Regions from separate parts of the Mus musculus genome. Here region 2 is linked to region 1. The links are chromatin loops, found by intact Hi-C in ENCODE. Cell type or tissue: heart. All regions are shown on one strand. Links, peaks and the distances in the headings refer to the core of each region. The heading gives the core; the rest is flanking DNA.

Region 1 (7,564 bases), core at 2,265-4,764:
CATCTCTGCCTGCTCTTGGGTTCCATGGCTCCTGGCCCAGAGGCCTCCTTAGGGAGTCTGTGTTGGTGATGACAGCTCCCTCTGTCCTCGCCCTCAATGCCTGTGTCCCCACCTTCTCACCACTGCTCCCCTGAAGCAGAAGTCAAGCCCCTGACATGGCAGTGTTACCCCATCCTTGGTCCCCATAGACCAGTTTCTGTCGTGGTTGCGCATTCATTTCCTCATCACCCCAGAGGAACCCTGGTTCTCCAGAGCCTGAGCCTTGATTCCTGCTCGTCCCTCTTTTCTGTGGTTGGCCCCTCTGCCAGTCTTCTCCACATTTAAAACTTCAAGTCTCATCTTGAATTCCCACATCTCTCAGATTTGTGTCTATAGCTTGGGCCTCTCTCCTGAAATGTAAACTATCTTACAGCCAACTTGTGGTTGAACACCTTTGTTCGGAGTCTAACAGCTACTGTACACAGTGCTCGCACCTCCAGTCCCTCTTTCTAACGGCCTAGGCCCCGATCTCAGTCATCCTGGGGCCTTCTTTCCCGGGTCACCCTCCCCGTCTCAGTCTGTAGAGCCTGGCAGCTTGCTCCCCGTCTCCTCCCTGACTACCTGCTCCCAGAAGTCCTTTCTGACGGCCTGACAGGTGACCTCCTTCTGCCTTCCTCCTTTTTACTGCATGCCATTATGTGTTACACATAAGTGGGATGACATGACTGTCAGGGCTGGGAAGCCCCTGAGATTTTTCTTCCTACTCAGAAGTTAATGTCTTGTCTGGAAACAAGAGACTCTGGCTTAGACAAGTCTCACAGGACATCAAGAGACGTGAGCTTCGTCTGTCAGTTCTTCCTCCATTGCTGCAGGGATAACACAGACCGGGATGGACTCCTGGTTTTAGGGAACCCAAGACTTGATGGGTGGGAAGCATTGTTCTCCTGAGCTTGCTGCGTGTTCCTGGTGGAGCCACAGGCAGACATTGGTTCCGCCCTGTGTGGTATGGCAGGCAGTGGTGGTCCCATACCAGAAGTGTAGTGCTTCCTTTGGCTCTTGTGAAAGCTAGGCATGTTACATGCAGTGCTAAGGCGGCCTGGCAGGGAAGGTGCAGCCCTCCTAGACTGGCAGCTGTGTGACAGAATGAGACATAGGTTTCCTGAGAGGGATAGTTGCCATTTTGTCAGCTACACCAATGTCGAGTGTCCTGAGCAGCCTCAGAAAGACACCTGAACAAGATGGATGTAGATGTTGCAGGAGAGGAACCCATGTCTCTGTCCAGCAGCCGGCGTGTCTGCCTGCTGTCCTGCTGCAGGCCCCAGTATGTCTGCTGGCTGAATGTGTAAAATGGGTGTAGCCATAGGAACTTCTGCCCAGCACTCCCACTGCTCAGCAGCCAGGGTTTTCCCACCCAAGCACAGTGCCAGTCCAGTCAGCCCCTAGTCCCTCCCTCCCTCACTCTTTAATCATGGTTTTTCTCTGTGGAGACCCAGTACCACCCACTTTGGACCTTCTCAGACTGCTCCCCACCTAGCTGGAGCTTCCAGACGCATCTGACTCACTCCCTGTCTGCAGTCACATCTTCAGCAGAAAGGCCCTCAGAGAGCCTTGAACCACCAGACTTAGAATTGCCACGCCTTTAATGCCAGCACTTGGAAGGCAGAGACAGGCAGATTTCTGAGTTCAAGGCCAGCCAGGGCTATACAGAGAAACCCTGTCTCGAAAAAACAAACAAAAAAAACCAAACAAACAAAAAAAGAATTGCCGTGTGGACTCTGCCATGCTGTGTTCTGCTCTTAAACCTTCCTCCTTGAACCCTCAGGTCTGTATCCACCCGGAGGCCTGTGGCCTTCCCAGCCAGTGTGTCTGACCAGCAGCTTCAACTGCCCAGTGGAGAACGGTGCCCCAGGGGTGTCTCAGGAGCCCACCTCCATCCCTGACAGGTAGGCCCCACTGCTCTTATACAGCTCCGCTTGGCAACTAGAGCCGGAGCTGGAGCTCAGGGCAATCCCAGATACTCGGACTATGCCTGGGAGCTTTGTGTTTTCTGCCTTCTGGAGTTACACTGTGCTGTCCAACAGCAGCCGCTGTGAGGAACATGAAGTCAGAGCAGTACAGCTGGTAGCCCCACCTGGCGTTCCCCTATAGGTTGAAAGCATGATTTCATACGTGGAACAAATCTGAAGTGCTCCTATTACCTTCTCCCGGGCAGATCTTTATTTTCCTGTGGCTTATTCTTGAACACACTTACAAACTGAAACGGATCAGAAATCTGATATCAGCAAATTGTTACACAATAGCGGTTGCTTCAGTCTGCCATACTATTGTTACTCAGTGAGGGGACCTGGCAAATGTCAGTGTCTGATGTCACAGGACCCACTTGACGGCTCATTGTAACAGTATCCCCACCTTATTTATTCCTGTAATGCACCGCAGCCTGCAGTGACCGCAGTACCAGACAGGTTACAGTGCTGACCTTTCCAAGCTGGATGCTGCTTGTAATCTGGGGACAGCTGGACATTTGATTAGCAGGAGCAGCATGACAGAGCTCTTCAGGTGTATACTGGGGCACTGAGGGTCCCCTTGTCTTCCCATGGTGCTAATACAGCTGCGCCAGATTCCGTGTCTAGCTAACAGATGCGGTTTGGAAGGCAGCGTGCCCTTGACCCAGCCAACTGTCCTGCAGGTACAATGTCCTTGGCAAGAAGCTAAGCCTCTGGCTCTGACTTGACAGAACACACTGCTTATGTCCCTATCCTGGAGACTTGCAGATGAGGATGCAGGGCAGTAGAGCCATTCCTCTGTCTTTACTCCTTTCTTGGCGTGCTGTACTTGAAGCTAGTCCTTGATTTTTGTTTGTTTTTTTGTAGCAGTTTCATTGATTGGAGTGCATCCTGCGAAGGCCAATTTCCCAGTGTGTACTGCCCTCTGGAACTGAACGATTACAATGCCTTCCCAGAAGGTAAGGCACTCGGTCATTGCCAATGCACTCTTGCATTCTCAGAAGTCAAGCAAGGTGCCTGTGCACCTAACAGTGTGCAGCCTGGATGATCCTTGAGGGGGCTGCTACTTGGATCCACTTGTGCACATGGGAAGAGGCAATTTCAAATGGACCCTCCCGGCAGCCCTTGCTCTGGTGTCTGGGGTCTTCTGTGTGTAACCTCATCCCACTGCGTCCTGTAAATTAGGTTGAACTGAGTCACTTATGGCTCTATAGCCTGAACAGGGCAGCTGTTTTATTGGAGAACAGGGCCACAACTTCTCAGCAGGAGACTCTCCTATGGGATAGACTCATTCTTCAGCGCGTCCCGACTTTACCCCTGGGTCTGGGGAACCCTGAAGGAGGGAACCAAGCTTGGGGCAGGAATAGTGGGCACATACAGGTGCTCCATCAAAACACGTGTGTTACAATAAGTATTAAGAGCTGGGGAATTCCCCGAGTATCTGGAAACTGCAGGATACAGCTGGGCCAGCATTTCTCTTGGCTGGCACTGCCCTTCCCAGCCACGTGTCCGGTGTTGATTCTGACACTGCGTTATAGCCAGCTAACCACAAGAGGGAGCTACAGCAGCTGTCCCCCTAGGATTAAAGCTTTAGTACTTGTAAGTGCTTTATGGGGCCATGTGATCTATATGCAGGTTGATGAGGGTGAGGAGGGCTGGTAATTAACAAAATCGAGAGCACGTAGCTGGGAGGTGTATCCAAGAATGCCTGAGCCCCGAGGGTTCCATCCGCACCTGGCCCTGAATGTTGTTGGGTTTGAGGGGAGGGAAGAAGTTTGGCACTGTCCACTTCTTTAGAAATACTCTAACCTCTGTGTTAGAAGTATCCCCATGTAATGAGTGAGCACAGACATGCAGCCCTGCCGGGCGCTCTGTCTTAGCATGCAGATTGCACTCAGGGTTAGGGCCGCCTTTATCCTCCACTGAGAATTCAGCACCTCACCAACAGTTTTTCTCCCATCCCTCACAGAAAACATGAATTATACCAATGGCTTCCCCTGCTCCTCGAAAGTTCAGACGGACTTCATTGGCCACAGCACCCCCTCTACCTGGAACACTCCGGCCAGCATGCCCGCTGCCTGGGGCCATGCCAGTCTCGTCAACTCTCCAGTGAGTGTCGCCCTTCCTGTTCCCCTGCACTGCTCTCTCTTCCTGTGCTCTGCTCGCTTCAGCACAGAGTGCAGGTCAGGCAGACTGATGGGATTCATATACAAGAGTAGTGGCCGCCTTCTGAAGGCTGTAATGTGGAGACAGGCAGGAAGTCTGTGTCACGGCCTTCAGTGGCCTCCGCGGCCTTCAGTGGGGTTAGAGGTGAAAGAGGGGCTCTGCAGCTGTCTGTAGTGCCCACACTGTCTCTCCTCACACCCACACTACACAACATTGTCTCTCCTCAGACCCACACCACACAACACTGTCTCCCCTTGTGCCCACACCACACATTTCTTCACGGGAGACATTTGACTGAACCCTTTAGATTGCAAATAGACTTAACAGATCAGATGAAAATGTCATAGCAATGTTTGGGATGGTTTAACAGCTCTCAGGTAGGCAGGTAGACATGACATCATGGCTGTGTCCCCTAGGCTATCTCTTCAGTCTCAGTGTTTTGTCTGGAAAGCCCCTTCTTGGTTTCTAACCTTTGGTTCTCTTGTCCACCTTTGTTTCCGCTTCAGTCCTACCTCACGAGCACCCGAAGCTTGTCTCCCATGTCTGGACTCTTTGGTTCCATCTGGGCCCCACAAAGTGAAGTGTATGAAACCTGCTGCCCCATCAGCCCTGCCACAGAGCATGCAACCCACATGGAAAACCAGGTCATGTGCAAGGAGTACTACCTGGGCTTTAACCCGTTCCGTGCCTACATGAACCTGGACATATGGACTAGCACAGCAAATCGCAATGCAAACTTCCCCCTGTCCAGAGACTCCAGCTACTGTGGGAACATGTGAGGGACTGAGCTTTGAGCAATGTGAATAAAGGGCCTTGTGTTTTGATTCCTAGCGTAAACTGGTTGTCGCGATAGAGTACAACATTGGTGGATATTTTGGCACTTTTATATAAAAATAAATGTTTTGTTTGTTTGTTTGTTTGTTTATTTTTGCTTTTTAAAATCTGGGTGTTTGTTTTTTTAATCCCTTTGCAAATGAGTTTTACAGACTTGGCATCCCAGGTCATAACTTCCACCACAGGAAGGGGAGGCTGTGACTTCTGTCCACGCATCCCAAGTACCCGTGGGGATGCTGCAGAGTGTGGCTTAGTCCATCACTGCCTCTGGCAGTGAGTGCTTTAGAAGAGGACCTTATGGTCTGGTGAAGACTAGCCAGAAAAGTCCACCTAGCAGGAAGTCCCTTCCTGATGGGGGCTGTCCAGGAAAAGGGGCTTGCTCTCTGGTCCTGGGGCTGCTTACTGTTATCCTGTGGTAGCAGTTGGTCCTTGCCGCTCTGCTAGGCAGTCAGGGTTGGACATCTGGGAAGGGGGGCACTTCCTTCCTCAGCACTAATACTTAGGGAGTCAGGTGCTGGTGACAGGGCCCTCGGCTTGTCACTGGCGTTAGAAGCCTGCTCTGAAAAGGCAATGTCTGTTGCTAAGAATAAAGTTGGAGAACAGTTTCAACTTTGAATAAAAGTTTATTTTTATCCCCACTTTGTCTTCATTGGAGGTTGAGGTTGGGGTGATTTTGAGTGGGGCACTGAAGTTGTTTGGTTTCCTTTCACTGTGGGAGCCCTGAAGGGAGACAGATGTCCTATAAGCTCAGGCTCCCTTTGGTAAGGCAGAGCCTTCTGGGCATATAGTTCTGGGGAGCCCACTAGACATCAAGTTAGAATCCTGGTGTGGGTGAAACAGACCCTCCAGGATTGAATAATATTAATTCATTTTTATTTTTGTTTCTATAGAACAAAAGGCAAGGTCTTAGATACCTTAACAGCCATGTTCCTGTTGCTATTCATTAAAAACCAGAGAGTAGAAACAGCACACGTTTATTGACAGATTATAAACAGTGGTACATCCAAGAGATGGAATTCCACCCTGTCTTAAAGAGGCGTGGAATTGATCCATGCCGGAAGGATAAGCTTTGAAAACAGTATGCTAAAAGGAATAGCCAGGTAAATGCTGGCTGGCTCTGCCTGTGACGTCCTGCGGACAGACGGGTGATTGACAGCAGAACAGTCGCTTCCTAGGACGAGCACAGGGAGAGTAGGGAGTTAGCCTTGAGTGGCATAGAGCTCTTGTTTGGGATGACAAATTCTGCAGGTGGGGAACAGTTCCTTAGCACCGTGAACCAACAGTGCCCATGAACTAAAACAGTTACATGGTGACCTTTGTGCTTTGTCCACTACAGTAAAAGCATCATGGGGTAGAGGAAGAGCCCCAAAGCCTTTGCGGCATCAAGTTCAGACTTGGCTTCTAGAGTATGAGACATGAGATGCTAGTGCCGTTTCAGAACTGCTTCGTTCAACGCTGCAGCGTGGGCAGCATTATCTCCGTTTCCCCTGGGAAATTGAGAAGACACTTATTTTTTTATTTTTTGCTATTATGCACGCAAAATAAAAATTTTCACCTTTACTGAAATGTCATCTTTAACCTTAATACTAAAGAAACATGAAGTTAGTTATCATTTGTTTAATATTTGCTAAGCAGTTTCTCGGGGCTGGGAGCTGTCTCAGACTGTGGACAGGACAGACAATTCTGGCAAAGAGTAAGATGCCATCTGGATGTCCTGTGGCCTCCTGAAGCAGGACAGGCCAAAAATTAAGGGGTTACTTGAGATGCTCAGTCTCTAGGGATTGGTGAGGAGGGCTGGGGTGAGGGAACACGCAGCAGGCCCTCAGAAGTGACCAGGGCATCTCAGATACATTTGAGGTAGAAACTTTGACCGGTACAAGAAAGCTAGTGTCTGTGGGCAAAGGTTCGCAATGGGAGGGACACAATAGAGACCAAGAGCCTGAGGCAGGCCGCTGGTGTAGCTGGGCTTATTGGTCTGGGGGGTCACAATAGAAGGACATGGAAGGCCACCTTCATGAATGCCTTAGGGGCCAAAAGAAGGGTGGGTTTTCCCCTCGAGTGCAGTGGTAATGTTCATCCAAGTTTGAACAACAGAAGTTGGCTGCTGTGGCCTGAGTGAGGGTGGTGTATGGGAACTAGGGGATAATGTAGCATAGTGCTGAAGTCTGGGTCCATGTGGGGGGACCACTGAGGAGAAGGGAATCCCCACAGCCACAGGGACAGAGGCATGGAACAGTTAGTTACTGCAGACTGCAGTCGCAGTGCACTTTGAAGGGTCTGTGGGTGTAGACCCAGCAACAGCAGGGGGAGCTCGAGGGTCACCGGTGGGGGGTGGGGGGGAGGAAGAGGCCTGGCCTGTCTCCAGCCCTCCTACCTGCCCTAACTGCAGCTCACCTGTGACCTCTGTACCCACATCTTCCTCTGTAAGATGGGGATATGGTGTGGTGTGCTACAGAGAGCTATAAGCCTTAACAGAATTTATTGAGATGTCCCGAGACCCTCAGCTGCTGCTCGTACTTGATGCAGTCAGTCATCCTTTAAGGGAACCAGGGCAGGTTAAATACCAGATCCCAGCTTTGGCT
Region 2 (7,564 bases), core at 2,458-4,957, 610 kb after region 1:
TTGTTGGCAGAACATAACTGGCAAGAACATTTGTCACAAGGAGAAGGTCCTGCATAGTGTGGGATCTGGCCTCTTTGTCCTGGAATAGAGTGCCAGTGTCTTGTCACAGGAGAGAGAGAATACCAGTAAATCATCACTTGTGTGATAAAACAGATAACCAACCACTTGGGTTGGACTGTGAAGAAGTGATCATTAAAAGTCTCAAAGTGGTTAGGGAACCAAATGTCAGTATAATTTACAGAAAGCAAATGACAAGTTGAAGTTTTAAACTTGGCAGCTTGATTCACAGAAGATTGCCAATCTACTATGATAGCCCTCAAGATCAATGTTCTTGAAGACTTGACCTGCATTGAACGGCAGATACACAACAGAGACAAAGGAATGAAAAAGTCCACTGACACCCACAGCCAGAGCCTGCAGTGTGGTGGGCACCAAGATGGAAATGTAGGTTATAGGGAGATAAGAATCCATATTGACACACACCTTGGAAATATATATAAAACCAATTTAAACTACAAGAGAAAGACCTATGACTCGCAGCAGAATATAACATTGGATTGTGAAGACTTATTAACACTTTCTGTCTACTAGGAATAATACATATTATTCTATTTTCCAATGCCCACACCCTCAGACATTTCTAAAGCCAAAAGAGGACGTGCTTCACTTATTGTTGGGGAGGAGGTAAATAAATAAGTAAATTCATATATTTCAAACAACCTGAAGCCATTTATGACTCGTGAGCCTTGCTTTCTCCATTGAGTGCTTACATTGTATGTCTGGCTACCACAAGAATCTGGGCTAAAAGAAAGCAAAATATACTAAATCCGGGTCTATAGTGTAGAAGGGAGATAGTCAACAAATACAACAAAGTCCGAGTTTAGACCAAAGTTTTAACAAAGACAATCTCAGTGTGAGATAATGACTGGTCCTTACACATTTCCCCCTTTCTCTAAGTGCATTTATAGTTGGAATCCATATAGAGAAAAATCGACATAGTGTGGGTCAACCAAACACCAACAAAAGGTCAACAGGACATTAGTAAGATGTTAGCAGAAGTAGACTAACCCTATACAAAGCATGTTACGTTGTTTCCTCTAGCAACGGCCTCAGATTGAGAAGTTCAAGATCTTACATTCCCAATGGCCTAAATTGAAAGTTTCTGGAATCAGGAAGAGAACAAATAAGACTGGGTGGCGCCAGGATCCTATAGCTTTCTAATGCACCGCTGGGCTGGACTGAACCTAAAACCAGCAAGGGCTGTTGGTAAAGATTCAGAAAGCAGACTGATGAGCAACTACAGCAGAGTTCCTGTGAGCAATCGGTGGATATCTGCAGCAGTAGATGGCCAGAGGAAATACATCTTCATAAAGAAAGTGACATTATGCTTGCCCAGCAGGAGCGATACCATGATCAAGAAGTTGACAATAAAAACTTAATAGTCAGCCCTATTGTCTGCTATTGAGAGAAGATATTTAAAACTGCCATATATTTGAATATTTTAGTATCTAGGGATGGGGATGAAGCTCATGATAGACCACTTGCCTAAGATGTGCCAACCCCTGGTTTCATGCCCAGATAGTGATAACAATGATAATAAAGATAATTTAGCCTCTTGATTTAATGGGCGTGTGTACGACTTCTCTTGAAAAGTGTACACAATGGCTCTTATGAGGAGAACACGGAGTACTCCAGAGTCGGAGAGGCGAGGAATTCCTACTTAATGTCTGCCTTTTGTTCTAAAACTTTTCTCCTACATTTTACATATCTGATGTTAGATGCATATCATGAGAAGTGGTGTCCGAATTAGAGTCAGGGAAGTACTGTGCTTTCCCCTGACTCCAAGACTGGGTTTGAAGGGCACAGCTGTACCTCACACACAGAGAAATTCCTGTCAGGGTACTGCAGTACCTTGCACAAAGAGAAAGTCCTGTCTGGAGACCATATGTAGTTTCTTCAGGATGGCACTGGGTACAGAGGACATTTGCACAGAATAGAAACTCCCATCTTACTGACCAATGCACTGTTTTGCTAAGGTGTCACATTTCACCACTACTGAGCAAGTGCCATAACCCCAAAGCCATCTGCCCTGCGAGGTGCCTCTTCCTCCGGGGAGCCAGAGGCAGCCACAGTCAGCTCTATGCACTAACAATGGAGCTCTTGTTATGGAACCAAATACTGGGAAAATTTTAATACCTCAGTTAAAATCTAGTAGTTGTTTTTTTTTTCTCCTTTTAATACAAGAAAAAAATCCTGCTAGATTTAGAGTGAGTCACACAATATAAACATTCAAATCCCTTTGGACTTCGAATGCCAAACAGCACTGAGTGGTTACGTTTCAAAAATCTGCATTCTAGAATGCCAGAACACATATGCTCAGCTCTCTGGTATTAAGTAACACTATAGTATTTCTTTAATACATACTATAAAGTAAACCATTCATAAATTCCAACCCGATGCCAGTTATGTTAAAATCCCAAGTACGTCATTTAATTCTCATGCATAATCCTGTTCCATTCTTTTAACCCACTAAGTGCAAAAAGAAGAAAAAGAAAAGGAAAGGGGAAAAACACAAAAAGAAAAAAGATCCAGAAGAAATATATTCAAATACACACACACACACACACACACACACACTCATATGTATTTACAAAAACACCTGCTTAATCGCTTAACAGATCTGGCTTCATTAAAAACACAGTAAATACAGTACTTGTATGAAATTCTCCAAAAATATTTTTAAAATTTTTATCAATTTGATAAAAAAAGAAAACAAAAATCTTTCAGTAATCCAAACCATCTCCAAGACATGTAAGATGAGATGAAGTTTGGGGGGGATGTTAAGTTGTACTTTAAACATCCACAAGTGTAAAGCTGCAAAAGTAATAACTGTACATCTGAATTTTCAGTTGTATTTTTGATGTCTATAATGATAAGGTTTCAACTCAAAAGAAAGTAACTACACAGCAAAGAAAGAAAAAAGAAAAAGAGAGGGGGGCGAGGGAGGGAGGGAGGGAGGGAGGAAGGAAGGAAGGAAGGAAAAAGAAAGAAAGAAGGAAAGAAAGAAAGAAAGAAAGAAAGAAAGAAAGAAAGAACGAGAGAGAGAGAAAGAAAGAAAGAAAGAAAGGAAGGAAGGAAGGAAGGAAGGAAGGAAGGAAGGAAGGAAGGAAGGAAGGAAGGAAGGAAGAAAGAAAAAGTAGACAGATTTGCATATGGCAGTCTTGTTAATACTTTCAGAGAGGGGGGTAGAAATTTTTTTTCATCTTTTCAAATATAAAAGAAAAAGAAATGCCTGTATATAGTAGAATCCTGTACAGGCAATAAAATTAACGAAGTGTGGCCAAGGGGGAAAAAAAGATTGCAGGCTGCTAAGCTGCTCATCAGCAGTGTCTTCAGCCTACGCGATCCTTCGGAGGCTCCTGCTGATGGTTACAGCAGCAACCATGGACGAGAACATTGCTGAACTAGGACCACTGTGAAACGGGCAGCTTGAGTGTGTTCCCCATTGTTCCTGTCACCCAAAAGCAAACAGGGATGGAAAAGCGCTAACTTCTAAGCAGGGACCGAGAGCAGCTGTGAGCATGCTCTGTTCTGTCCATGTCCGAGGAAAAGTCTTTGATCACACTGCCCCTCTCTGGTCAAAGAGGGAAAATTACGTTAGCCCTTGAAAAGCGTCCCTAAACATGTTAGACAAATTCACATCAAAGGCTCATCGATGCACAGTGGTGTTTCCCAAGAGATCAGAGCAGCTGAGCAATTTAGAACTTAGTTTGAAAGCTAAAGAAATCTATCGTTTACTCTTCTGATCAACATTTATGGGAGAAACACCACTGAGAGCCCTCTCGGGGTTGTGGAAACGTAAGTGCAAATTTTACAAATGTAAGTTTTAAAGACTGGTTAATTAGATGGTTTGCAATAATTCTGATGGGAAAACTCAGAAAGTGCTGTTAATAGCAAAACCTGAAACACCGAGCTGTCAATTTTATCACGATTTAGTTTAAAATAAAAACGGAATGTCATTAAATCTACTGTGCCTTAGACATCCAAAGAGCCTCAGCGCTGTTCAAGAGCAAGTCGGAGACACTCATGAATTCCCTGCCACCGTAACTGCCCATTTTAGATTTTTGTGTCTCTATTCTGTGTTCATTGTAAAACTAAAAATGGTAGTTGACATTGCTATTGACTGTGCCAGATATTCATACAGTCTTTCTTTCCACACAGTCATGCCTTCATACTTCTAACAGGACGACATATTAAGCACCACAATTGTCTCCATTTTACAGACAAGAAGAACAGAGAGGTTGGTTAGTAACTTCTTCCAAGTTGCACAGCTTTAGGGAGAGATAATTCTGAGATTCAAACTTGGGCTGTGTGACGTGAGCTCATGAGCCCTTGGAGCGAGCCTGTCCTGCACTGAGGAGATGAAGAAGCACTGAGGAGATGAAGAAGCACTGGGGAGATGAAGAAGCACTGAGGAGATGAAGAAGCACTGAGGAGATGAAGAAGCACTGGGGAGATGAAGAAGCACTGGGGAGATGAAGAAGCACTGGGGAGATGAAGAAGCACTGGGGAGATGAAGAAGCACTGGGGAGGTGAAGAAGCACTGAGGAGATGAAGAAGCACTGAAGAGATGAAGAAGCACTGAGGAGATGAAGAAGCACTGAGGAGATGAAGAAGCACTACACTTCTCACGCTCAGTGCATCCAGTGTGCTGAGATAAATGTGGCCACGTGGGTACCTCTGCTTGCTGCATCCTCGTGAAAATCAATAAGTTATGTGTTTATTAGGCAGGTGCCACTCCAGATAATAATAAGGATCAACACAAACAGATGCTAGACAAAAACAAGCACCAGCTACAGCTTTTCGTTTCATGTATGCTTTGAAAATACTTGATATTTGAGGTAAGTGGTAACTCTGTTTCCCCATAGCTATTATTTTTCTTAATTTGTTTACTGTTAGTGTTTATGGGTAAGTACATGCACAGTACACATGCGGTATAGCACATGTGTGGAAGTCTAAAAAGAACACTCCAGAATCATTTATCTTCTATCATGGGTTCCAGAAAGCCAACCCAGGTTACTCGGCTCCCTGGCAGCCATTTTCCTACTGTGTTATCTATGTCTCTCATAGGCTACTCTCTCCCATGAGTACTATTTTATATTAACTATATAACTCTTACATGCTTTTTTTTTAATAGCATCTACTACCTATTTTTCAGATTACCTGAATCCGTGTCTTCAGCTTCAACCCTTGTAACAAACACCCCTGGACTTTGGTTTTCTTTAACTGAAGTTTCATACAGAAGTTGCTTAAATGCTGGTGTCTCATCATTTACATCAAGGACAGTGATTGTCAGAGTCTGGGATGAAGAGCGTGCTGGCATGCCACCATCATGGGCCACGAGGGTCAGGATATGCTGAGTTTTCACTTCATAATCCAAAGGGCAGGCTATCCTCAGCAAGCCTGCTTTGAAAGAGAAGACACAGTGAGCTATGGATGTCATCTTAAGACTGCTTGCTTACTCTACCACAGCTTACATCGCTTTACTCAATTGAAAACTCAGTTCTCTTTGAAAGTGAGTGAATCATAAAAAAAGAGAAAGACATTTATTGAGCCAACTTCATATTCATATATTATCTACAACAGAAAGTTAATGTTCTTAGTCAGAAAGTCAAATTGAGTTGTAAAGACAAATGACAAATTTAAAAGTCTAGCCTATACCTGAGAGGCCTACAGCAAAGTCGTTAGTCTACAGAACATTTCCCTCACCTTCAAAAGCATCTATGATACTAATAACATATAGTCTATGATGCATGACACACTTAGAAGCAAACAAGTTATTAAAATGTGTATATGACTCCATTGTTCAGACATTTGATTTCTGTTAAGGAGTTGGCATCTCTTATACTGACTCTTGGTTACTTGCCACTTGCTTTATTAACAATAAAGGGCAAATAAAATGTTTTGCAACACAGACAATAAACTTCACAAAAAGCCACTTTTCTATCCTACTGTTGAACCACACAACTCCGTGTGTGTACAGTGTTTTACACAGACAGCCATCATAAAATAATAACTGTTGTGTATTTCTTTTAGGATGATTGACTCCCTAATATTTTCTTCAAATAATTAAATATTGAGAAGGACCTTGAAAATAGTTGTTTAATAATTACTCATCATTATATACATTGAGGCTGTAGGAAAACTCACTATGCCATTTATTTTTATTAGAAACATGAGTCTTGTAAGAGGAAAAAACTCCCATCTCATATGGATACATTCTTCAATTATCATTTTGTCTTTGAAAAATACCTCAAGAGAAATAGCCATTGTAATAGCTCAAGATTCATGAGGCCAGCATTACTAAGACACAATTCAAGTTTATTCTTCCTTTTTAAGAGGCTGAAACAGACCTTCCTTGGGCATCTTGGAAAGCATTTAAAGTAGCATTAAATCAGCTCTGAGGAGAGCTTGCAAAGACCATGAGCCTGTGTCTGGAGAATCTCTTGTCAGCTGGGCACTTAGGTGGTGTTCATGTGAGCCTCAGAAGGGAACCATATGTCAGGATCTGAGAAATGTTCTGATAAAATTTCCCAACAGAGTAGAGCCAACTATGCTCACAGCTTCCAAATCTGACACATTGATTCTCATTCCAAATAATGTTCTTCACAGCTGGCCAAATAGTTTACATCTGAGATCCTCCTGCCTTAAGTTCATGTTGAAATCACTATTTTACAGACAATTATATCGTAATCCATAAGTTTCTTAAACATCCTGAAAAATTACATAAAGAGAAGTTCATTTCCAAATTCACGGGGTTGAGATTTTTGTATACCCTTTTATCACATCACATTTTAAAACAAGCATAGTGGGTGGCATCTGACAACACAGTGACAGCAAGACCTCTGAACTGGCAGTGAGTGACATTTGTACAGAGTGAGTGACCCTAGTAAATGCTGATGTAAAAATTAAAATGCTACAACTGATGTAAAAAACAATGTTACTGATGAGCAAAATAATTCAGCCATTAAAACCTGTATGTAATTTTCAGTTACTGATCGATGTTGGCTTACACAATCCAAGGGCACATTTGCACACTAGAACCCTTGCATAATGATCTTGATTTGGCATATGGCCACTTTGCTGTATTTCTAGCAGCATTCACTACTTCAAAGACTCACAGTGGTTGTTCCTGAACCCTTGGACCATGAGATATGAGCTACCTACAAAGCAGTTATCAACAAACTGTTCAATAGAATGTCTGTGCTTTCTCTCTCTCTCTCTGTCTCTCTCTCTCTCTCTCTGTCTCTCTCTCTCTCTCTCTCTCTGTGTGTGTGTGTGTGTGTGTGTGTGTGTTTGTGTGTGTGTGTGTGTTTGCATGTGTGTGTTTGGTGTGCATGATGAGTGTGAGCATATGTGCATGTGTGTGTGTGTGAATGCATGTGTATGAGTGTGAGTGAGTGTGAGTATATGTGTGTACAAATGTGTGTGTGTCACATCTCTCTAGGAAGAATCTGTCACATAACAACTACCATAGTAGCATTATTATAGAGCAATAAACAAT

What was found. A loop is a pair of places that touch in the nucleus more often than their neighbours do. Peaks named below come from ENCODE experiments on the same cell type or tissue, not always from the same donor. Only the 100,000 strongest peaks of a DNase experiment are listed, where the experiment ranks them.
Region 2: it touches region 1 in a loop (7-fold over the local background); 9 of 42 quality-filtered maps call a loop at or near these places.

The regions. Positions count from the first base shown.
Region 1 is chr3:83,895,704-83,903,267 of GRCm38, reverse strand. It overlaps Tmem131l (transmembrane 131 like), which reads left to right. Exons shown (of 35, transcript NM_172681.4): 32 at 1,802-1,922; 33 at 2,850-2,941; 34 at 3,952-4,091; 35 at 4,655-4,981. The coding sequence ends at 4,927. Among named protein-coding and RNA genes, the nearest start is that of Tlr2, 58 kb to the right of the region's middle. In heart, for the core only: a CTCF peak has its summit at 3,530 (motif pointing right); a DNase peak (open chromatin) is centred at 3,507.
Region 2 is chr3:83,283,103-83,290,666 of GRCm38, reverse strand. Dchs2 (dachsous cadherin related 2) reads right to left here. Exons shown (of 20, transcript NM_001357165.2): 10 at 5,224-5,463. Among named protein-coding and RNA genes, the nearest start is that of Gm10710, 160 kb to the right of the region's middle. In heart, for the core only: a CTCF peak has its summit at 3,632; no DNase peak of the experiment used is centred there; H3K4me3 peaks cover 420 bases; H3K27ac peaks cover 220 bases; H3K27me3 peaks cover 351 bases.